Linked DNA regions of Homo sapiens: region 2 is linked to region 1. A link is a loop called in an ENCODE intact Hi-C map of the cell type or tissue named here. Cell type or tissue: HCT116. All regions are shown on one strand. Links, peaks and the distances in the headings refer to the core of each region. The heading gives the core; the rest is flanking DNA.

Region 1 (12,036 bases), core at 2,679-10,678:
GTTTGCAGTTATGCAACATTACTGTTGCTGACTGATACACCACCAAATGCCACAGAAAAACTCGGGTTCAAAAACTATCTCGTGGATTAAGCTGCAGTGTACAAAAAAGGCCATAGCATCCTTCACTTGCCCATTTTTAAAGGAAGCCTACTCAACCATCACTCCAATTTGAGAAAATTCCTTAGCAGAAAGTAATTGTTTTCCTCCTCCTCAGTAAAGACAGATGCTCCTCATCTTACAGTGGGGTTACATCCAGATAAACCCATCAGAAGTAAAAAATATCTTAAGTCAATAATGCATTTCATACCCCACTAAACTCATCATAAAGTTGAAAAGTCAAAAGCCAAACCATAGTAAGTGGGGGACCGTCTGTATACAATTATTTAATTACAAATACAGTAAGTCTTAGGTAGTATGAGACACTATGAGACCATTTAACAATGGGATTTCACATTAATATATTGTGAGTCTCTTTCAATATTAAAACATATTTTTTATAATATGACCTTTAATGTTTACAATTGTTTTCCATTTTATGTGCGTACCATAATATGTTTAAGCAGTATTCATTTGCCAGCTATTTAGATAATATGAAATTTTAATTATTATAAATGGTACTGCTTTATATATAACTAAGGTTAATTCTCTTGACATATGACTGTTTCCTTGTGATGAATTCTGAGAAGTCAAATTTCTGGGTCGACCAATGTGTGAATTTTAAGGTTTTAAATATGTACTAATTGCCTAGTTTTACTTTATTTTTACAATTAAACGACTGGGAGCCCTACAGATTGAGCCAACCACAAATTTTAACTGAGTGAACAATTTTCCCACCTAAGATTCACTCCAGTTAATACTGCTGGAATTAAGAGTTTATTTAAAACCTACTAGGTACTGACTATGCTAGGAACAGTGTAGCAGTTGTGAGCATGAACTCTGGAGCCATGATGCCTGGGTTCAAATCCTCGCCTTCTGTTGTGAGGACTGTGACCTCAAGGAAGTTACTCAACCTGCTTGTGCCTCAGTGTTCTCATGTGTAAAATGAGCTAACAGTGTCTCCCTCATAGACACACACAGATGTTATAAGGATTAAATAAGCCAGTAAATATAATTCCCTAAACACAATGCCTGCTACACAGTAAGCTTTTAATATTAGCTATCATTATAAGGGATAAATATATAAATTGATCACAGATCTTCCTTTCAAAAAGCTAAAAGTTTAGTGAACCTTATCAAGGATAATTGGTTGGCAAAACTGTCCAACCATAAACTAAAAATCTTTGTTTTAAGGAAAGCAGAATGCTGCCAAAGAAAAGATCCTTGGATTAAAACAAAGTAAAACAATGAGAAGGTGGTCAGTTGTTAAGTAACAGATTAGATCAGGCATGGGCCTCTGATGGAAAAACCAGTAAGACTTATTTTAAGTTTAGCAACAGGGTATGTCCCAAGATGAGATCACATGTGATTATTTGGTTACCTAAAACTAGTGGAAAACACATTTTTTAAAGATCAGGGAAGATGCTGTCTTCTCTGTGCTCCAACATCTGACACTAGCCTGACATGAACACAGTGCCTAACACCAAGTAGCAAGCCAGTCGATAAGGGTACCAAACTCATTTCCATGAGCCCATGCCACCCATCAACTCCAAATCCCCCCAAATTCAATTAGTTATGCACATAATACTAACAGCTGCCTGGGCTAGCTGCTTTGTGTATATTATTTCATTAAATCTTCAGCTAAACCATACAGAGGAACAATTAAAAATGTTTTTTTCATATTCTAATATAATTTTCAAGGAACTGTCTTCAAAAACAGGCTGACGTTCGATGGATTTTTTTTTTAGCTCTTCTAAGGACTATTAAACATTTAAAAAAATTATCTGACCAAAGACTTAGTTACCAAAAGTAATTGTGTAGCGAACTAATTGTCTAAGGATTGACTTGCTAGAGCTGTTAAAATTATGACAAGAGAATCAAGTCCGGCTATTTATTTTCAAAGCTAAAGGCCAAATTTCATGTTTGAGATCATATATCTGATCAACAGCCATACCCTTGCATTATTTTAAAGCTTTATGTAAACTGCTTTAGCAAAAATGGATAGAATAATTACTGCCCCTCCTATCTATCAAAAATAGTTGAATCAAGGTAAGTAAATTTCCTAAGTGAAATTAATAAATAAAAGGATGAGTCTTTTAACCTTTAAGATTTAATTTTCTTACCTACAAGAGAATAATCTTTGGGATCTCCTACTTTAAAAAGCAAATAGTCTGCATTTATGAAATGAAAGCAAAGAAAAATATCCTAACAAGCATTAGAAGAGCATCAGTAAACTCAAGGGAAAAGATTTGCCTTAAACTGCAGCAGTTTTTTTGATGAATTTCTCCCCCTTGGCCTGAGGTAGTTTGGCCTTTTGTTCCAGCAGAGTGGCACACAGGGTCAGATGTCCCAGACTCCACTAATCATGTGGCAGTAGCACTTCTGTTCCCAGAAATTTCATCTTCAAAACGTCAAAATCCATAGTTCTCCAAAAAAAAAAAAAATGAGTAATTCAACTTACTTTCCAGGCCATTTTTAAACTGGTAGACAAGACCATCATGTAGAAAGAAAACTCTGTTTGGGGATTTTAAGAAACAAAGTTCCGTGAAAATATTTATATCTAGAGGAAAAAGTACTCTGATGAAATAACAGAAATCCAGCTTTCAGTGGTATATAGTTAATAACATACAATTTTAAGTGGTGAGTTACCTTTTAAAAGCTAGGCTTTAACTTATCTTAATTTGGGTATTTTGCAGTCAAAAATAATTTGTGAGTTTTCTGGATTTGAAAATTTCTCAATTTTAACAATGAAATTTAAAAAGGGGTGAAAGAATTGAACCAATACTTCACGAGACACAAATAATTGTCCAATAAGCACTTGAAAAGGTGTTCTAGATTATCTAGTCACCAAGGAAACATAAATGAAACCCACAATGTGATACATCTATGTAACACTGAAAATGGCTAAAATTTTTAAAACTGGCAATACCACAGGTTAGCAAGAACGCACAGCAATTGGATCGTTCATCCATACCTGTCAGGAATGTAAAATGGCACAATTTTAGAAAACCGTTTAGCAGTTTCTTTTCTAATTTTATTTTTATTAACAAAGAATAATTTATACATATTCATGAGGTACTAGTGATGTTCCAATCATATAATGTATAGCGATCAGATCAGGGTAGTTAGCATATTCATCATATCTCAAACATTTATCATTTCTTTGTGTTGGGAACATTCAATATCATTCCTCTAGCTATTTGAAATTATATATATTTGTTAATTACAGTTATCCTACAGTAGTATAGAACACTAGAACCTAATTTTATAAAGTTAAACATACGCTACTAACACACGCAACAACATGGGTGAATCTTAAAAACATCACACTGAGCAAAAGAATCCAGACCAAAGGAGTAGATACTCTGCTTCCATTAATGTAAACCCCTTGATAAGGTCTATCTAATCTATAATAACAGAGCAGATCTATGGCTGCCTAGGGCCAAGGATTTGGAGTTGAGGGTGGAAGTAGAGGGTGGGTTTGACTAGGAAGAGCATGGGAAACATTTTATATCCTGATCACGGCAGTAGTTAAACTGAGGTATAAATTTGCAAAAATCCATCCAAACATAAACTTAAAATTGGGGATATTGGCCGGGTGCGGTGGCTCACACCTGTAATCCCAGCACTTTGGGAGGCCACGGCAGGCAGATCACGAGGTCAAGAGATCACGACCATCTTGGCCAACACGGTGAAACCCCGTCTCCAATAAAAATACAAAAATTAGCTGGGCGTGGTGGTGTGTGCCTGTAATCCCAGCTACTCAGGAGGCTGAGGCAGGAGAATCGCTTGAACCTGGGAGGCGGAGGTTGCAGTGAGCCGAGATCATGCCACACCACTGCACTCCAGCCTAGCAACGGAGCGAGACTCTGTCTCAAAAAATAAATAAATAAATAAATAAATAAATAAATAAATAAATAAATAAATAGGGGATATTGTCACTGCATGTAAATTATATTTCAGCAAAGTTTATTAATAAAATTTTCAATTTAACTGCTTTCTGGATTAGATAAGATTTTTATGAAATGGTCTGCAGAGGCAGGCCCATTCTTAAGAAAGCTGATTACATGTGGAACTCTGGGGCCATGCAGGACCTTGTAAAGAAATGCAATTCCTTCTCTCATCCAAGCCGCTGCGACTCACCAGTCAGGGCTCCTCCCAGGCTCCCTCGCCTTAGCTGTCTTCCATCCTCACTCAGCTGTCTTTTATACTTCAGTGATTTTCCAGGGCCAGAAGCCACATCTGGGTTGCTGCATTTCCGAAACGGCATGGGTGGAGGGGATAATATGTGGTCAAGCTGCAGAAAGAGGAAGAATGGCATCACTGGCTAGGGCATCAACACAGCCTAGAATGAAAGACCAATCATTCACACTTTTTCTTCCTTTCTTTTCCTTCTCAAACTCCATTCTCCCAACACTGTGTTCAATTTTGCTACGTTAGAGAATTTAGAATTTCACTGTCACATCTTCCTTCCGAAAGAGAGTCTGGCTTGCTGCAAAATCTCGACAGCAGTGATTTTCAAACTGTGGGTCACAGCACATTAGTGGGTCATGAAATCAAGTTTGGTAGATTGTGACTGGTGTTTTTTAATGCAATAGAACAGAAATTATCACAGTCCAATGAAGAAAGGGAAAGGATTGTTTCATGAAATGTTTTATTCAGTTATACGTGTATGTGTGTGTATCCTAGGTCACTATATAAAACATGTCTTTCTGTACATGGTCTCCCCCAAAATTGAAGATTGTCGCTCTGTAGAGAAGCAATAGATCACTCTCTTTAGTGGGTTACAAAAGAAAATTCACATATTGCTCACAAATATATGTTGTACAGGAGAGAAATTTCTAAGTACCCTAGCCCTTAATGGAAATCAATACATCCCTACGTCACTTTATAGCTTTTTAAAAGAAAACCTGTCACAAGAATCAGAGAAACCAAAGTCACTTCAAGAGACAGCATTCTACAAAAGAATCCCTTGTGTCACAACACTTATTTCAAGATCTGCCTGTTTTTGTAAGAAAGCCTCTCATACTTAATAGAGCCATACCATCTAAAATGTTCACCTTCAAGTAAGTACATATGAATATGTGTCTAAGACAGCTGCAAAGGACAAAAATTTTCATATACACCTACATACTTCCAGTTAGTTATTAAAGATCCCTCAAAAAAGTACATAAAAAGGTTAACTCTGTAGAAATTTAAAAACAGAAGAGTCAAGTAACATTATTCAAAGCCGGGCATTTTAAGAGCCGCTTCACTGAGATTTGTTTTGTTTTCATGGGGAAAAGAGGTGATCACCTGGTTATACTTGTCAAATTTTTTCAGGTGAAGATTATCATGGATGTATTTATAAGAAATAGAAATCTGGAGACTAGGTCATCCATTTTGTCTGTCCATGCACTGCATCATATTCAAAGTCATTGCACAGGCGGAGCGCAGTGGCTCACATCAGTAATCCTAGCATTTTGGGAAGCCAAGGCAGGAGACTCTCTTGAGTCCAGGAGGTCAAGTCTACAGTGAGCCATGACTGCAGCACTGCACTCCAGCATGAGCAACAGAGCAAGACCCCATCTCAAAAAATAAATAAAAAATAATTAAATAAATAGAAATATTTATTTCTATTTATTTAATAATAATAGTTCTATAAAACTATTACACAAAAGGAAATTTGATCCTGTTTATGAGCAACCCTTCCCAAGTTAGTTGAGATAGAACAGACCTCATCGGCTTAGCTGCTAAAAGATTCCCCTAAGCATAACTGTATTCATTAGTAAGACCTAACACCTGGATTTCAAGCACTTCTCTGTAAGTACCATCTCACACTCATTGCCGGTCAGTATTTTAGTGAGAGGCCCTTGAAGAACTAGCAGCCCATCCACTCCAAGATCAAAGCCAGATCAGTAGGAAAAAGGGACTCCAGAGTGCACTTGGGAAAAAGGAAAAAAAAAAAACACACCCTTTCAAATGCAGAGCTGAACTTATCACAAGGTATTTGTCGAGGGCTGCTGTTTATTACATCAGTGTCCTATTTAGGAGGGCCTCCAAGGAGAAGTTTCCATATAGCCTCTAGAAAATGCAGAACCAAATCACTGAGTTCATCTAGAGTCAGATCATTAAAGAATGTAGAGGTTATTTTTGCCTCCTTTTTGGCTCCATTTTGTGCTCATACCCCAATTATTTTTTCTGCCAATTTTTAAATTAGAAACTTTTCAGAAAAACATTTGCAACTACAGAAAAGTTACAGGAACGGTAAACACCCATATTCTCAGTGGCGAGTTAACCTTTTGTCACACCGTTTTTGCTCTCTCTCCTCTTCACACATGCACGGGGACTGTTGGTTGCAGGCAGTATGATTCTTCACCCCCCTCCAAATACTTCAATACTTCAACATGCCTGTTCTAAGAACAAGAATATTCTCTCAAGTTCTCTTATCCTATATTCTATGTAGTCTTATAAGGTGTCTCAAATCTTTTGTGAGCAAGGTAACGTATAAATACCAGGAAAAATGTAACATAAGATTATATCAGGTAGACTTAACATTAAAAAATTTACTTTTACATCACAAGACAAATCTGCAGCCACAAGGTGGCAATGTGCCATAGACATTGAACAAAATGTTCCATAACAGCTACTATTTAATAGTCCTAGTAAATGCACTAAGAATGGATGCCTACCCTGTGAAGCAATCAAACAAGTTAGGGTCCATTCTACTTACTTATTTTCTCTTAATTATGAGTGACAGCTGCATAAAATACAAATATTTCTCATTTAAGGTTCATCAGCATCTGCTACTTATTTTTCACCTGATGTTAAATTTTTTCAGCTTGTAGAATTACAATTAATTACTCTGGGGAAGACTGCTGTATCACAAATTAACAGCGGGTAGAAAAACAAGCAGAGGAAAGAAGATAATTCCTAAATAGGAAAGCCATAAAAGACATGAAACAAATGTGGAAGAAAGAGAAGGAAATCAAGGAGAAAACAGAAAAAAAACCTAATTCATCACATATCGCACATATATAGACATGAGCTGTTAGTCCACAAGCCAAGGTTTTTAATCAAAATCACAAGAAGGGAGTATTATTTTAAATCTGGGAAAACTGAGGCAGTGAACTGTGAGGGCTGCCAATGTTTCAGGCACAGTATGAGCAGAAAACCTATAAGCATAGTGCAGTGCTCCAAGATCCCATTTCCTCTTCACATCCGATCACACTCCCAACAGGCTCTCTCTAAATAGATCATTTTTCCAAATTTGCTCTGTTGTCAGTGGCTTTACTATTCTTTCTACAATTAGTCAAAGCTTCTCAAAACGGTCCACTGCAGCCCTGCAATTTATTTTTCATTTTTTGTCCTGAGTCAAATACTCATGATCCCTTTTAAGACACTTCATCACACCCTAGAGCTTATGGTAGACATCAAACATGTCACTTTGGACTTCGTCCTTTAAATGATTCCATTTTAATGTTTTCCAACTTTTCCAGACTCCCAAAGTCTTCATACTACAAGGAGTTGAACTAAAGACAGAGGCTGTCTTGAAACTTTCACTGATGTTCAAGGGCATCTAAGCCTGGGCATGATACCCCTGCTTCAAATACTTGTGGTTCCTCTCCCTAAGCAGGCTGTGTACTCCTAGAGGGCCAGGTCCTACTCCGTGGTCACCTACATGCTGCTGGCCACAAAGTATCTTGCATTGAAACAGCAATATGTCCTTACCTCATGCACCAATAGTAAATACTGATTTGTGTGACTGGATTTGCTTAAAATTTCCTACGTTAGTTCTTACCACCTCCAACAAGAGCCATAGAAAATTTGGAAGGATTCCTTTAATATTATTGAATGCAGAAGTCAGACAGGGGCACAGGACACCACCTACAAGTGAGGGATGTACACCCGCTCTTGCTAGCAGTTTATCACAGGAAACATGTTAGCATCTTAAGGGATAAAAGGTATATAACCAAGGGAAGTGTGAGGCAGAATTGAAAGAAAGTTTCCAAAACTGTCAGTTCTATAGAAATGCCAATCACCAGAATTCTATACCTAGATTTTCTGTATTTACTGCCCCCACCCATTATATGCTGTTTTACAAATTATCAGGCTGAGAAAAAAACAGATCCTCCACGATGACATTGTGGCTTGGCCATATCAATGAAGATGAATTAAAAGCACATAGTTAACATTTAATAGCAATGTACTGTATTCTTGAAAATCACAGAGTAGATTTAAGTGTTCTCACTCCCCAAAAATAAGCATGTGAGGTAATACATATGTTAATTAGCTTGATTTAGCCATTCCACAACACATACATATTTTAAGACATTATGATGCATATACATATGTAGAATTTTTATTTTTCAATTAAAAGAATAAATTTTAAAAAGTAAAAATGAAGGCACATCATTTACAAGCCTCGATCTAATTTTTGTTAATGTCTCCGCCATCACCATCACGACCATCTGCAAATAAGCACCACAGATTTCTTTATCTACGGCTATATGCCCTAGTAATACCACCCATCTGTCTATAAAAAGGCATATTAGAACTGTCCACAAACAGAACTTTCAGCCTCTTAACTGACAATTTTCTCCGACCTCATTTTCAGACACTTCTATTCCCAAGCACATGGGTTCTGTAATTCATAGTTTTTAAATATTAACAGTGGTCATATAAGCAGAAAGAGAAAGCTTTTTCCAATTTCAGTAAATGGCAATTCTGTTTTCTCTAGCTACTCAGGTCACAAAATCTTTCAGTTGTTCTTAACTTCTCTTTCACACTCCATATCCAACTAGTAAATCCTCCAGGCTCAACTTCCAAAATACACCCAAGATCACTTCACCATTTCTATGCCTACCACCCTTGTCCCTGCCATCCCCTTTCTCTCTTGCAATAGCATCTCAAGAGGTCTCTGTGCTTCCATCCTCTCAGAACCACAGCAGTGACCCTTCTAAAATGAAGCCAGATGCTCCAATTCCACAGCTGGAGTCCTTCTCTCTAGTCCCAGCTCCTGCCACTCCACTCGATCCACCTTGGTCTCTTGCCAGACCTTGGATGCCCCAGGCTCTTCCCACCCAGGACCTTACATTTATCATTTCCTCTACCTGCGACACATTCCAGATATTAGCTATTGTGCCCCCTCTGTCCTCTGGGTCTCTATTCAAATGTCACTCTTCCTGGGATGCCCTCTGTAAATGCCTATGTAAAACAGCACGCTCAACCTTTATTCCTTGTTCTTATTTTTCTTCAGAGCATCTATCACCACATGACATATGAGATCTTTGGTACTTGTTTCTTGCTCTTCTCCCCCTGCTAAAATTAAAGTTACATGAAATTATGCACTATATTGTTTTGTCCACTGCTGTATCCCTAGAACACTGCAAACTACATAAAAAGCACCTGTAAATATTGGTGGAAAGAGCAAATCAATTGCAAATCTCTGATATGTACTTTAAAATATAACAGGAAAAAAATAGAAAACACATGCCATAAAGGGCTTTAATTATTGAAAAAATAGAATAAAATTATATTAATTGTTATTCAAGGTGACATACTGGAAACTAAAGTGAGTCTCTAGTATTTTGAAAAACTGAACACTTCATGTGTGGAAAAGACCCTTAGGTTATGGCAAACCACATCATTTGAAAGAATCTGTTCCATATACCAAACTAATATGCTAATTTTTGAACACAGCTAACTCCAAAGGTAATTCCTAAATAACCATTGAACTTTTTAACTGTATCCCTGCTAGCATATATATTTGTCCAAATCAATCCAATCTTTTCCTACTCCACTCCTCTTCCAGTTTTTGCCCATTCAGTATGATATTGGCTGTGGGTTTGTCATAGATAGCTCTTATTATTTTGAGATACGTCCCATCAGTACCTAATTTATTGAGCGTTTTTAGCATGAGGGGTTGTTGAATTTTGTCAAAGGCCTTTTCTGCATCTATTGATATAATCATGTGGTTTTTGTCTTTGGTTCTGTTTATGTGATGGATTACATTTATTGATTTGCATATATTGAACCAGCCTTGCATCCCAGGGATGAAGCCCACTTGATCATGGTGGATAAGCTTTTTGATGTGCTGCTGGATTCGGTTTGCCAGTATTTTATTCAGGATTTTTGCGTCAGTGTTCATCAGGGATATTGGTCTAAAATTCTCTTTTTTGGTTGTGTCTCTGCCTGGCTTTGGTATCAGGATGATGCTGGCCTCATCAAATGAGTTAGGGAGGATTCCCTCTTTTTCTATTGATTGGAATAGTTTCAGAAGGAATGGTACCAGTTCCTCCTTGTACCTCTGGTAGAATTCGGCTGTGAATCCATCTGGTCCTGGACTCTGTTTGGTTGGTAAGCTATTGATTATTGCCACAATTTCAGAGCCTGTTATTGGTCTATTCAGAGATTCAACTTCTTCCTGGTTTAGTCTTAGGAGGGTGTATGCATTGAGGAATTTATCCATTTCTTCTAGATTTTCTAGTTTATTTGCGTCGAGGTGTTTGTAGTATTCTCTGATGGTAGTTTGTATTTCTGTGGGATCGGTGGTGATATCCCCTTTATCATTTTTTATTGCGTCTATTTGATTCTTCTCTCTTTTTTTCTTTATTAGTCTTGCTAGCGGTCTATCAATTTTGTTGATCCTTTCAAAAAACCAGCTCCTGGATTCATTAATTTTTTGAAGGGTTTTTTGTGTCTCTATTTCCTTCAGTTCTGCTCGATTTTAGTTATTTCTTGCCTTCTGCTAGCTTTTGAATGTGTTTGCTCTTGCTTTTCTAGTTCTCTTAATTGTGATATTAGGGTGTCAATTTTGGATCTTTCCTGCTTTCTCTTTTGGGCATTTAGTGCTATAAGTTTCCCTCTACACACTGCTTTGAATGCGTCCCAGAGATTCTGGTATGTTGTGTCTTTGTTCTCGTTGGTTTCAAAGAACATCTTTATTTCTGCCTTCATTTCGTTATGTACCCAGTAGTCATTCAGGAGCAGGTTGTTCAGTTTCCATGTAGTTGAGCAGTTTTGAGTGAGATTCTTAATCCTGAGTTCTAGTTTGATTGCACTGTGGTCTGAGAGATAGTTTGTTATAATTTCTGTTCTTTTACATTTGCTGAGGAGAGCTTTACTTCCAACTATGTGGTCAATTTTGGAATAGGTGTGGGTGTGGTGTGGTGCTGAAAAAAATGTATATTCTGTTGATTTGGGGTGGAGAGTTCTGTAGATGTCTATTAGGTCCGCTTGGTGCAGAGCTGAGTTCAATTCCTGGGTATCCTTGTTGACTTTCTGTCTTGTTGATCTGTCTAATGTTGACAGTGGGGTGTTAAAGTCTCCCATTATTAATGTGTGGGAGTCTAAGTCTCTTTGTAGGTCACTCAGGACTTGCTTTATGAATCTGGATGCTCCTGTATTGGGTGCATATATATTTAGGATAGTTAGCTCTTCTTGTTGAATTGATCCCTTTACCATTATGTAATGGCCTTCTTTGTCTCTTTTGATCTTTGTTGGTTTAAAGTCTGTTTTATCAGAGACTAGGATTGCAACCCCTGCCTTTTTTTGTTTTCCATTTGCTTGGTAGATCTTCCTCCATCCTTTTATTTTGAGCCTATGTGTGTCTCTGCACATGAGATGGGTTTCCTGAATACAGCCCACTGATGGGTCTGGACTCTTTATCCAATTTGCCAGTCTGTGTCTTTTAATTGGAGCATTTAGTCCATTGACATTTAAAGTTAATATTGTTATGTGTGAATTTGATCCTGTCATTATGATGTTAGCTGGTTATTTTGCTCATTAGTTGATGCAGTTTCTTTCTAGTCTTGACGGTCTTTACATTTTGCCATGATTTTGCAGCAGCTGGTACCGGTTGTTCCTTTCCATGTTTAGTGTTTCCTTCAGGAGCTCTTTTAGGGCAGGCCTAGTGGTGACAAAATTTCTCAGCATTTGCTTGTCTGTAAAGGATTTTAT
Region 2 (12,036 bases), core at 1,470-9,469, 520 kb after region 1:
TTTGTATTATATTGGGGTAAACCATGTGAAATTGCCAATATTTGACCATTTTGACCTACAAAGATGACAATTTCATACAATCCAATTAATGCTTGTTTATATTTATGTCTTTTCAAACAGAAGGGAAGCCTCTTGAGGTCAGGAGCAGCACCTTACTCATTTCTGCATCCCCAGCATCAACCACTGTGGCTGGCACGTAGAGAGGTCTCTCAATAAATTTTGAATGATATGTCGTAATCTTCTCAGTGTAGACAAGGAAAAGGCTAAGGAAAGGATTCTTCTGTAAGTAATATCTGGAAAATAAAGTTAAATCCTTACCTCACATTTTACACTAAAACAAAGTCAAGATGAGTTAAATATTTAAATGTAAAAGAGAAGCAGTTTTTGAAAGTACGGAGAAACTAGTTCATAGCCTGGTGGGAGAGGCAGTTATACAAACCAAAATTTTACTCTGGAGCAGGAAGGGCTTCACTAACAGAAGTATGGGGGATTAGAAGAGCGTCTCGGTCAGGCCTGGGGGCTCCAAAGGCTGCCAGGGGAAGGAACTTTAAGCTAAGTTCTGAAAGACAAGTAGAAAGTAGCCAAGAGAAGGGCTGGTGAAAAGCATGTTCCAGGCAGAAGGGAGAGTCTCTGCAAAGGCCTGGAGGTGGGAAAGTCAGATGGGAAAAAATGATAGGAATGGTCTTGAGGCCCTCAAGTAGATGTCAACTACACCTACATGGGGACTATCATATCCTGGCTTTGGGGGAAGGTGTGTCAAATCTCACACAAATGGCAGCTGCATTCTTTTGGGACAGGGGCACAGAGGTGGACTTGGAGTCCAACATTGCCATCTTGCAGGTGGATAGGAATCTCTGTGGGGGGCCACATGGTCGCTGAATCCCTGGGGCTAATGCAGTCCTAGTCTGCATGCCAGCACCAGCCCTGACAAGTGCATGTGAAAACGGCCCTGGCCCACTCAGGAAGGGCCATCCAGATGCCAGAATTACATCCTACACCAAATCTACGTTTAGAACACCGTCCATTCTCTCTCAATGGCTTGTGAGAAAGCTGCTTTGCAAGTTGCCCCACCGTGGCCCAGGAGCTCTTTGAATTGCCACAAGATAGCATGGAGGGTGTCAGGCTATAGCCAGGTCAGAGAAGAGGGACCCAACACAGGGCCAGGAATAAACCAGACTCCTCTGCTTTTCAGTCTAGAATTAAGTTAATTGTATATTATGGGTGCAATGTTTTATGGTCTGTGACAATTGAAATATTTATCCATACACAAAGTCTAATGCTTACGTCCTGTTTACCCTAATGACTTTTTCTACGTAATAAAAATACGATTCTTTTCCATTCAAGTTGATAACAGAACTGTATAAATGTTCCTCTTCCAAGAATCAGGCAAATGGAATCAAAATACTTCATAATAACCATGCAGTATTTTTCACAGCATGGTTACTTTAAAATCCACTTAAAGGAATAAGGTATGTATTTTGCCATGAAATCCTTTAAAACCAGAGAGAATGAAGTAACAAAACACCGTGATCGTATAAAGAGAACAAACCAGTATATTCCATGCCCCCTTCAATGGCAATCCTGACTGAACATGAGTACTGATAAGAGACTTTATTGTAGGCTCATCATTTGTCATAAATAATCATGAGGAAACTCCCGTGGCTTTAGAAACTTTGTCACTGGCAGGTAGGCATAAAAATGCTAATATTTTCAAAATAATCTATTTTACAACACCTGTCTTTGGTCACCTCTCTACTCTTTTCAGACATCTGATGGGATAAATTGTTGGAAGATGATCAAATAATACTATCAGTAACATGCTCAAAGAATTTTTATAGCCATCTATTTTCTCAGTTACCACTGTATTTTATTTATGGCTCATGTCAAAAAAATGCCTTAGGGCTTTTTCTCCTCAAGTCTATAGCAGTTTATTTCCCCAAAATTGTGCCCATGCTTTACAGCAAGATCCACAGCAATAAAGCAAGAAATCAGAAAAATCAGCATTTGATATCAGCAGTTCAGCATTCTCTGCTACCTGGGACAATCCAGAGGTGATCACAGAAAGGGTCTCCATGACCTTGCAGTAGCTGCAAATCACTGTGATCTGAATGAGAATAGTCTCCTCTTCAATAATACATTACAGACTTAGTACATTTAGGTGCCCTCAAGGTTTCTCAGTGGGAACCCAAATTATTTCAGCACAAACCTCATTTTTCTTATCATACAACTTCCATCGATACATTTATGATCTCTTTAAAGCACACAATAGAGGGCATACCCATGCATCATGCCCACATTTATCCACAAGTGCTCAGATAGATACATAAGCCAATAAATTCTAAATGACCAAATAAAAGAGCTAACTAGAATTCTCATCCAGGGGTGAATGCATGGCTGCTCACATTCAAGATCTGTCCTAATAGAAACTAAGTGGAAAACCACACAAAAGAAGCTAGCGGAGTCCAGCCGTAAAGGTCAGAGAGATGAAGGGGCTGCTATAGCAGACGGCACCAAAGGAGACTGACCGAGGCCTTTGCCATTAGCAGAGAATGAGTCCCCAGACCATCAGGGGTCCCCATGTTCAAGCAAGTTTCTATAGGAGAATTTCCCCAATAAAAAGCAATAAAATACAAATAGAAATGCAGTGTGCACCCTTCAGACCCAGATAAAGAACAACAAAGCCATGCTGAAATGTCAGTGCTCATTGCTGGGAGTCCTGCTGGGGACCTAGCCAGACCTCAGCACTCCCATCCTGTCCAGCACACACACACCTCATCCCCAACTTCCTCCTGAGCCCAATGATTCACACACAGCAGGAACAATTCAAACTTGTCCCTCAGTAAGATTACAAATTACCAGACCCCATGGTTCTAAAACTAATGGCTGAGAGGTATAGAGTACCCACGGGATACCAGGTGCTGTATGAAGTGCTGTCTATACATTTATCTCATTTCATTCAGCTCAACTGAATGAGAAGAATACTATTGTTACCCCACAGACACACTTCTGATGAGATGCTTAAATTTAGTGAATTAGACACTTTGGCAAGTATCTGACCAATTCACAATCATCTTCAATCTCCTGAACTCCCCGATCTTTGCCCCACAATCCAGAAATGGAACTTCCCAAGAAACATGCTTTTACCACCTGGTGCTGTCCAATGGGCCATTCAAAAGCCCAAATTTGAACTGACAGCAAGAGAGACTGAAAGTTGGTTGCTAAGTCTTAGCAGCAGAGACTGGAAAGAGGTACAGTGAGCTCCCGCTGCCAACATCAGGCAGCCTTTGCAGCCCATGAGAGATCTTCCAGCGAGCTCTTTTTCCAAAGCTAGATTTCTGTTCCTTGCTATGACCTCCGTGACTCTGATGGCAGAACGCAAGGGGGAGCATCACCCACTCCAGGAACGAGAAAGAGCCCTATGCCGCAAGGTAGACCTTACCCACTCCAGCCTTGCCAATTCCATTTGCAGGAGCCAAGGGGGCCGCAGAACTCAGAGTGCTCTGGCAAGACCTCTTTGCCCTTCCTTCTCCCGTCACTCACACCCTGACTACACCCTCTGCCTTGTCACCATCAGATCCTTTATCTCTGCTACATCAGCCACCATAAGAAGCCCAGGACTCCAAAGCATCTGTGTGTCTTTTCTGACCCCTATTTCCTACAACTACCCACCCTTAGCTTCTGACATTCTTCCACCACACCTGCTGGATCACACAATGAGTCCTCAAGAAAATCACCCGTTGGCCGGGCACAATGGCTCTCACCTGTACTCCCAGAACTTTGGGAGGTTGAGGCCGGCAGATTGCCTGAGGTCAGGAGTTTGAGACCAGCCTGGCCAACATAGTGAAACCCCGTCTCTACTAAACATACAAAAATTGGCCAGTGTGGTGGCGGGTGCCTATAGTCCCAGCTACTCAGGAGGCTGAGACAGGAAAATCACTCGAACCCGGGAGGCAGAGGTTGCAGTGAGCCCAGATTGCACCACTACACTTCAGCCTGGGCAACAAAGCAAGACTCTATCTCCAAAAAAAAAAAAAAGAAAAGAAAGTCACTTCTCTTCTTAGCCTCCTCTGGGCTCATTTCCTTCACCTCTTGCTCTAACTGAAGCCTGAGGATGCTGCTTCTCCTGCAGCTGATTTAAGTGCTGGACATTTTCTCTCTCATGCCTCTTCAACCACTGGTCAGGGATGGGATAGCTGTCCTCTGCCCTTCACTGCCATTTCTAGATTCCTCTTCTTCCCTAAGCCCCTTCCCCCAGGCTCCATGTCCTATGTCATCACACTGTTCCCATCCAGTGGCCCTCTATGGCAGTCATCCACTGAGCCCCCCACCCAACATTACTGCCCTAATTCCCGTAGGAGTTTTGAGTTTGGCTGACTGCCACTTTCTTCAGCGGTACCCGTATCAAAATTCTTGGTGATTTTAATACCCATGTGGATGATCTTTTTCAGGTCCTTAAGATCTACCTCAGCCACTCATTCCCACGGTCACACCCTTACCATTCATTACCAATAAAGCACCCCTCCATACTGTCAATTTCCAGCATCCCAACTCATAAATCCAACTGTCCACTTCATATTCCCATTGTCTAACAGCCATCTCAAACTGAGCACATCCAAAATCAAACTTTTTATCTTTCCCCAAAACCTGCCCCAACTGCTGTCTCATTCTTCCACAGGTATGAACCAAAAACCTTTATACTTCTTACATCCCACATCTAGCCTGTCATGCAATCCTGTTGGATCTACCTTCAAAATATAGCCAGAATCCAACCACATCTTTCCAATTCACCACAACCACCCTGGTCTGAACCCCCATAATGTCTAACCTGAATTTTTCAGTCGCCTTCTACCTGGTCACGCCTTCTATTCTTGTCCACTCTCCTCATGCCCAGTGTCTCCTCAACACAGTGCCAGAAGTGGACCATTTAAAACATTTAAAATTAGGCCAGGCACGGTGGCTCATGCCTGTAATCCCAGCACTTTGGGAGGCCAAGGTGGGTGGGTCACTTGAGGTCAGGAGTTCAAGGCCAGCCTGGCCAACATGGTGAACCCCATCTCTATTAAAAATACAAAAATTAGCCAGGCTTGGTGGCAGGCACCTGTAGTCCCAGCTGCTCAGGAGGCTGAGGCAGGAGAATTGCTTGAACCTGGGAGGCAGAGGTTGCATTGAGCTCAGATCGAGCCACTGCACCCCAGCCTGGGCAACAGAGTGAGACTCTGTCTCAAAAAGCAAACAAACAAACAACAATAAAAAAAAAACTAAACATTTAAAATTAAATCACGTTAAGTCCCTCTTTCCTCAAAAGGCTCTCCACTGGCTTTCCATCACATTAAAAGTAAAAGCCAACATCTTTACAATAACTTAGCAGATGCTGGTTTGATGGCCCCAGCACTGATCACTCGGGCCTCCTCTCCTGCTGGACCCCCTTCATTTAACCTGTTCCAGGCCCTCTGGCCTGCTCGTTGTTCCTTCTGTGTGCCGGACACACTTCTGCCTCAGGCTCTTGTTCTTTTGGACACCTCTACCTGGAATGTTCTTTCCTCCATATTTCCACTACTTTCCTCTTTTCCCTCCTTCCAGTTTTCAATCAAAAATCCCACTCTCACTGGGGCTTCCCTGACCACCCTACTTAAAACTGCAGCCCCACAACCACCCTCTCCCTGCCCTGAAATTTCCTGTCCCCCTTTCTTGCTTTCTTTTTCATCATGACACTTATTGTCATCTTTCTACTACAAACTTTTACTTCTTTTTTGAGTGTCTGCCTCCACCTGGTGGAAGGACAACTCCATGAGGTTGTGGATTTTACCTGTTTTGTTCACTGCTATGTCTTCAACACGTAGAACAGTGTCTGCCACACATAGGTATTCAATAAGTATTTTTAAATTAAGGTGTGAATAAATGAGAACAAATCAATTTAGGCAGATTAAGCAATTTCTCAAAGCTTATGGAGTTAGTAAGTGGCAGTGCTCAGAGCAGATTTATCAAAGGCTGAGCTGCCCTCTACACGACTGGACTTCCCTGCCTCACATCATCACATACTTGGGAAAGTTTACAAAACAAAACTAGAAGCAATCAGAAACGTTAAATCATTGAATAGTGAGTTTGTTGTTCCCTTATTGGATAGAAAAGGGATAAAAAGGAATCCACTTGGAATTGTTTAAACCAAGACCAACTTTGGAAAAAGCTCGATAGTAAATATTGCATGCTTTGCAGGCCATTTGTTCAACAACCACTCAATGCTGCGGTTGTAGCACAAAAGCAGCGACACACAATACTTAAACGAATAGCCATGGCTGTGTTCCAATAAAACTATATTTACAAAACACAGGTGACTGGCTGGATTTGACCCCACGGGTCGTAATTTGCTGACACTTGGTTTAAATCTGTAAAAATGTGATGAGGCTGCATGTGTAGCTGTGTTCCAAATCTTAGGCAATTATAGGAAACAGTGATAGAAAGTAAGGAGCATCAACTTTCATTTTGCCCAGTTCTGGGATCAAATTCCAGCCCTGCCATGTGCTGGTTGTGACAATGGATAACTTACCCCACCTTTTTGAAATTCAGATTGCTCATCTGTCAAAGGAATATCCTTCTCTGGCAGGGCTGGTCTGAGGCATGAATGAGATGATGTGTGAAATGTAGCCACTAAGTTGCACATAGTAGTTGCTCAGTGGTGATGATCACAATTATTAGGCGGTTCCTATGGATCCCCACTAGACTTGGAGTCAGGGCTCTCTCCTTTTTCATTTTGACATCCCCTTAGCCCCTAGTTCTGGCCTGGAGATGTCGGTACTGGGCACTTTGTGAAGGACAAATGAAAGGACACATCACTTTATATCATGCCTGATGAACTTCTAAAGAAGTAAAACAGTTTTTTTTTTTAAACCAAGTTCTAGAAGCATTCAAACACATGAGGCTTAAGGGCATTGTGGCTATGGAATTATGCTGATAACAATATTGGGAGAATATAAAGCCAATGTACTTTCATCCTTGTTTTATCCAGTCTTCAGATCTTGGGAGGTACTGCAGATCACCTCATGCATTGCCATTCCAGCCCACCTTGCTGCATGCACTGGAGGCTGGCAAGCAAGACTGTTTCCCTGACACTCTGAGAACTCAACTGAGCAGACATGCCACAAAAGATCTGCAAAGCCTCAGTGAGGTGGCTTTTCGGCTGGCGGAGCACAGTGATCTTTTCTACTGGCTTGGCTGCTGGCTGAGGCTGTGTAGTCCTGCAGCTGAGGCAGAGGTTTACCGAGGCCCCAGTAGCAGTGGCCGCACCCTTGGTGGGCTAATTCTGCAGTGCTGTTCTGCAAGGAACTGGAACCTCCTCCCCTAGGCTGTCCAACAAAAAGTATTAAATCTATGTATGTTAAAACTAACCAGAGCGATTGCTGCCATATGGGACTGACCCCAGACTGACACTGCTCCTGTATTGGAAGCCTTGTCCACCAATTCAGATCATCAAGTTTTCTCACAGCATAGAAGGGACTCAAGATACGACCCCAGACTGATTCTATTAAATAAGGAGAAGAGAGAAAGACTTGTCCTTTCCAACCAAATGGAATGTGGGAAGAAAGACAGACATTTACACAACCTTCAACAGAAGCAGGCAGTGAGGTGTGTGCTTTCTCACCTGCCCTCTCTAGAGCAGTATCCAGAGAAGAAGTGGACAGATTGCAGCCCAGCTACAGCAGGGAGCCTTGGACCCTGCCTGCCCATCAGGAGCTCACTGTGGGAAAGAGCCGTGCCAGGGCGCCCCTACACCAACACAAGGTGATCACAGAGCTAGCTGCCCTATGGTCTTAAGGTTTTCAGAAATGTCCACATACCTGTGCAAGAAGATGAGATGCAATGAACAAATTGGAAAACAATATTGAAAAGGAAAAATTCATTTTTCTTTACCCACTCTTTTTTTGTTTGTTTTTTGAGACAGAATCTCACTCTGTCACCCAGGCTGGAGTGCAGTGGCGCAATCTCGGCTCACTGCAACCTCCGCCTCCCGCGTTCAAGCGATTCACCTGCCTCAGTCTCCCAAGTAGCTGGGATTACAGGCACCCAGCACCACGCCCGGCTAATTTTTTGTATTTTTAGTAGAGACGGGGTTTCACCATGTCAGTCAGGCTAGTCTTGAACTCCCAAACTCAGGTGATGCACCCACCTTGACCTCCCAAAGTGTTCACTCAGTCTTACAACACTTCGCTTCTGACACCAAATGTGTGGGGAGTTTTCTCACAACAACCAATTCTCCAACTCTCCACAAGCCAGCAGGTGTACACAATTCAATCACTACACTACCTGGAGTCAGCACCTGCGTCACAGGTTAAGGCTTCAGTCTCACAAGACTGCCCCCCATTTCAGACAGCAATCACGAGTAACGTGTCCTAGGTTACCCGCACTTCTGTCCAACGTGGCTACTAATTGGGGGTTCCCACAACCCCCTTCTCAGGTTCAATAATTTGCTATAACAGCTCACAGAACTAAGGGAAACACATTTACCAGTTTATTATATAGGATGTGGTACAGGATACAGATGAAGAAGTACGTAGGACAAGGTCTGGAAGGGTCCCCAGCACAGGAGCTTCTGTCCCTGTGGACTTGGGGTGTGCCACCTCCCCAGCATATGGATGTGTTCACCAAACTGGAAACTTTCTGAACCTTACACTTTAGAGATTTTGATAGAAGCTTCATCATGTGGGCATGATAGAGTATTAACTCAATCTCCAACTCTTCTCCCCTCCCAGAGGATGGAGGGGAGGGCTGAAAGTTCAGGTTTCTAATCAGGGCTGGGTGTTCCTGGTGACCATAACCATCCAGGAACCCACTAAAGGTTATTTCATTAGAACAAAAGAAACTCCAATCACCCAGGACATTTCCTGGGATTAGGAGCTCTGTGTCAGGAACTGGGGTCGAATATTAGAAAACAAATGCTCCTTGCATCCCTATCACTGAGGAGATTATTAAGGGCTTTATATTAGTTCTGTGTCTGGAGTATTTCACAAATGTTAAGGCAATATAATTTTTTTTTTTTTTTTGAGACAGAGTTTTGCTCTTGTTGCCCAGGCTGGAATGCAGTGGTGCAATCTCGGCTCACTGCAACCTCCGCCTCCCCAATTCAAGTGCTTCTCCTGCCTCAGCCTCCCAAGTAGCTGGGATTACAGGCGCCCGCCACCACGCCTGGCTAATTTTTGTATTTTTAGTAGGGACGGCTACTGCTTGGCCAGGCTGGTCTTGAACTCCTGGCCTCAGATGATCCACCCGCCTCGGCTTCCCAAAGTGCTGGTATTATAGCCATGAGCCACCGCACCAGGCCAGCAATGTAATTTTTGTATTTAAAAATGGGCTTTTGGCTGGGTGTGGTGGCTCATGCCTGTAATCCCAGCACTCTGGGAGGCCAAGGCAGGAGGAGGATTGTTTGAGCTTAGGAGTTCAAGACCACCCTGAACAACACAGTGAGACCTTGTCTCTACAAAAAAAATCAAAAAATTAGCTGGGCATGATGGTGCACGCTTGTAGTCCCAGCTATTCTCAGGAGGCTGAGCGATCTCAGGATCGCTTGAGCCCAGGAGGTCGGGGCTGCAGTGAGCTATGATCGCACCACTGCACTCCAGCCTGGGTGACAGAGCGAGACATCGACTCAATAAAAAAGGGGAGGGGGCTTTAGATAGTGTGTTTGTAAATAAACTTTTAACTGTTCGAAGAAAAAGATCTGCTTTACACGTCAAGATGTGAACAGTGGTTACTCTCCACAGGAAACGGGTAGAGACATGGGAGGGAGAGTCTTCACTTCTTCAATTATAACATTCAGTACTATGTGAATTTTAAAAGGAGAGCGTGGACTTCCTTTGTGATTTGTTGTTGTTGTTGTTGTTGTTTGCCTTTCTTCAGAATTGTTAGCCAAATGAAAATAGCCAGATGTGGACAGCTGATGTAAAGATTTGTTACACTGTGATCTGGTCCAGGAACTTTACCTTCAAACATAAAGACTTTAATATTCTAAGTTTCCCTCTGTCATTTCTGAGAAAAAGCACATTGGTTATGCCAGAATGGTTGAGTAGTCCTGTACCCAGACCAGGGGTTCTCAAACTTGAGCAAATACCAGAATCGCCTGGAGAGCTTGCTGAAACACAGACTGCAGACCCTCACCCTTGAGTTACAGTTTCAGCACATCTAGGGTCAGGCCCCAGGGGGTGCGGCTGCTGCTGATGGGTGGTCCTCGCTCTGAGACCTGCTCTAGACCCTCCTTTCTCAACCTGTAGTCCCAGAACCAGCAGCATCAGCATGGCCTGGGGCATGTTAGAAATGCAGCATCTTGGACTTTAACCCAGACCTCCTGAAGCAGAACCTGCACCAACAAGCACCCCGGTGGCTCCCATGCACGCGACAGTCAGAGAACACTGATCTAGATGTCCAGAGCCTTTAGTCCAGCACTTTGAGATGCTTCCCCCAAGCACAAAGCCTTCCATGAGCTCCCGCTCAAGTCCTGGGCCTGTGGTGCTGAGACATGACAGTGGCGTCTTGGTGGTCAGGCCTTGGGGTTAGGAGGGAGGAGGAAGGAGATCCTGACCGTGACAGAGAGATCTCCACGGCCACAGACTGTGGGTGACATGTAGCAGGAAACACTTTCTCTTCTTAGATGCATTCCTGCAGCCTGTGAGGGGCTCAACAGCACTGCTGAGCCACATCCTCCCGCGCACACAGAGAGGCAGAGGGCTGGACCCCATTCTGGATGCAGACCCCACAGCACCAGGCTGGAGAGTTCCCCCTGGCTTAGGTTCTCCCCTTTTGTCAGGCCCTCTCAGAAATGTGCTGTCTGCAAAGCTATTGCTCAAGCAAAATAAAAGGCAGCCAAACTGAAGGCCTTCTGGACATTTTAGAGACAAAACAAGCATGATTTCCACCAGTTAATTTTATCTCAGTGCCCACATGATGAGATCCATTATGCAGGCCACATGGCAAACCTAGTTACATTGCCTGGTGGTGGCCAAGGGGGCTATGTCTGGATCGTCAACACCATTTGATTATGCCAACCAGCCTCCTCCAATACACACTTGGCTTCCATGGTCCAGTGAGACTCAAAGAAGAACAACTATTTCCCTCCCACTCACTGCCCAGACTTGTCTCTAAGCCCTTTTTCTGTTACAGAGATGACCTAGCACATAGGATCTCGTAAAACTCTGCAGGATACAAAATCAAAAGGTTAGCTTTTCCTCTAAAAGACAAAGCAAGAGTGGAAAATGGAAGTTATAAACAATAAGGCTTTTCGCTAAATAGGTAGGCTGTTTTTCTCTATTAAGCAATGAAGATGTGCTTCTTCATAACGCCTTTGAAAGGATCAATGCCGTCCTGCAGAGTAATGGAGTAATGTTGACTGGTCTCCAAAACACAGTATTCAGAGTTGGATGTTTGAACAAAAATCAACTTAAAAATAGAGCAAAATGCAGTAAAAGAATTCCCAAGTGAGTAAGCAGGTGTAAATCTTCCATAAATTTCCCCGATGGCAGGGAAAAAAAAAAAAAAAAACCAACTCTTATCCACACTCCCACCTGTGGAGTATTTACCTGGTATTTACATGCCAGGAGCCATGCTAAACAATGTACAGGATCCCCTAAGCCATTTTCTCAACACCACTCTGTGGTGGGTACTGTTCTCTTTTTTATGCAGATGGGAAAACTGAAGCTCAGACATGTTAACTAACTTGCACAAGGCCATATAGCTAGTAACATGGGCAGGCCGGTTTAAGCCTGTAGGCTTAATCATTAGTCTATACTGCCTTCCAATCTTATGGCCTAATGGGATACCTCCCTTGAGGAAGAAACAGAAAACACAGTGAGGGGAGAAAGATCCAATTGCCTCTGAAAATATTGGTGAGGGGCACGTTGCTTTTCTGCAAAGGTAACAATCGCCACATAGACCAGTGGGTGTGGTGTGTTTCAGGATATGTGAAGGAGGCCCAGATGGCTCACGTATTGTTTTGTTAAAGCGGGAAGCAGTCACTCCCATCATTGGAAGGAAAAACAAAGGTATGCCTCAGCT

What was found. A loop is a pair of places that touch in the nucleus more often than their neighbours do. Peaks named below come from ENCODE experiments on the same cell type or tissue, not always from the same donor. Only the 100,000 strongest peaks of a DNase experiment are listed, where the experiment ranks them.
Region 2: a loop joins it to region 1, with 5 times the contacts of the local background. A loop is called at or near these places in 4 of 110 quality-filtered maps.

What each region holds. Positions count from the first base shown.
Region 1 is chr5:66,752,066-66,764,101 of GRCh38, reverse strand. MAST4 (microtubule associated serine/threonine kinase family member 4) reads right to left here. Exons shown (of 29, transcript NM_001164664.2): 2 at 4,240-4,393. Among named protein-coding and RNA genes, the nearest start is that of MAST4, 160 kb to the right of the region's middle. In HCT116, for the core only: a CTCF peak has its summit at 6,684 (motif pointing right); a DNase peak (open chromatin) is centred at 6,701; H3K27me3 peaks cover 2,835 bases.
Region 2 is chr5:66,232,971-66,245,006 of GRCh38, reverse strand. No RefSeq gene overlaps it. Among named protein-coding and RNA genes, the nearest start is that of LINC02065, 30 kb to the right of the region's middle. RefSeq lists an enhancer at 10,667-11,249. In HCT116, for the core only: a CTCF peak has its summit at 5,809 (motif pointing left); a DNase peak (open chromatin) is centred at 5,786; H3K27me3 peaks cover 832 bases.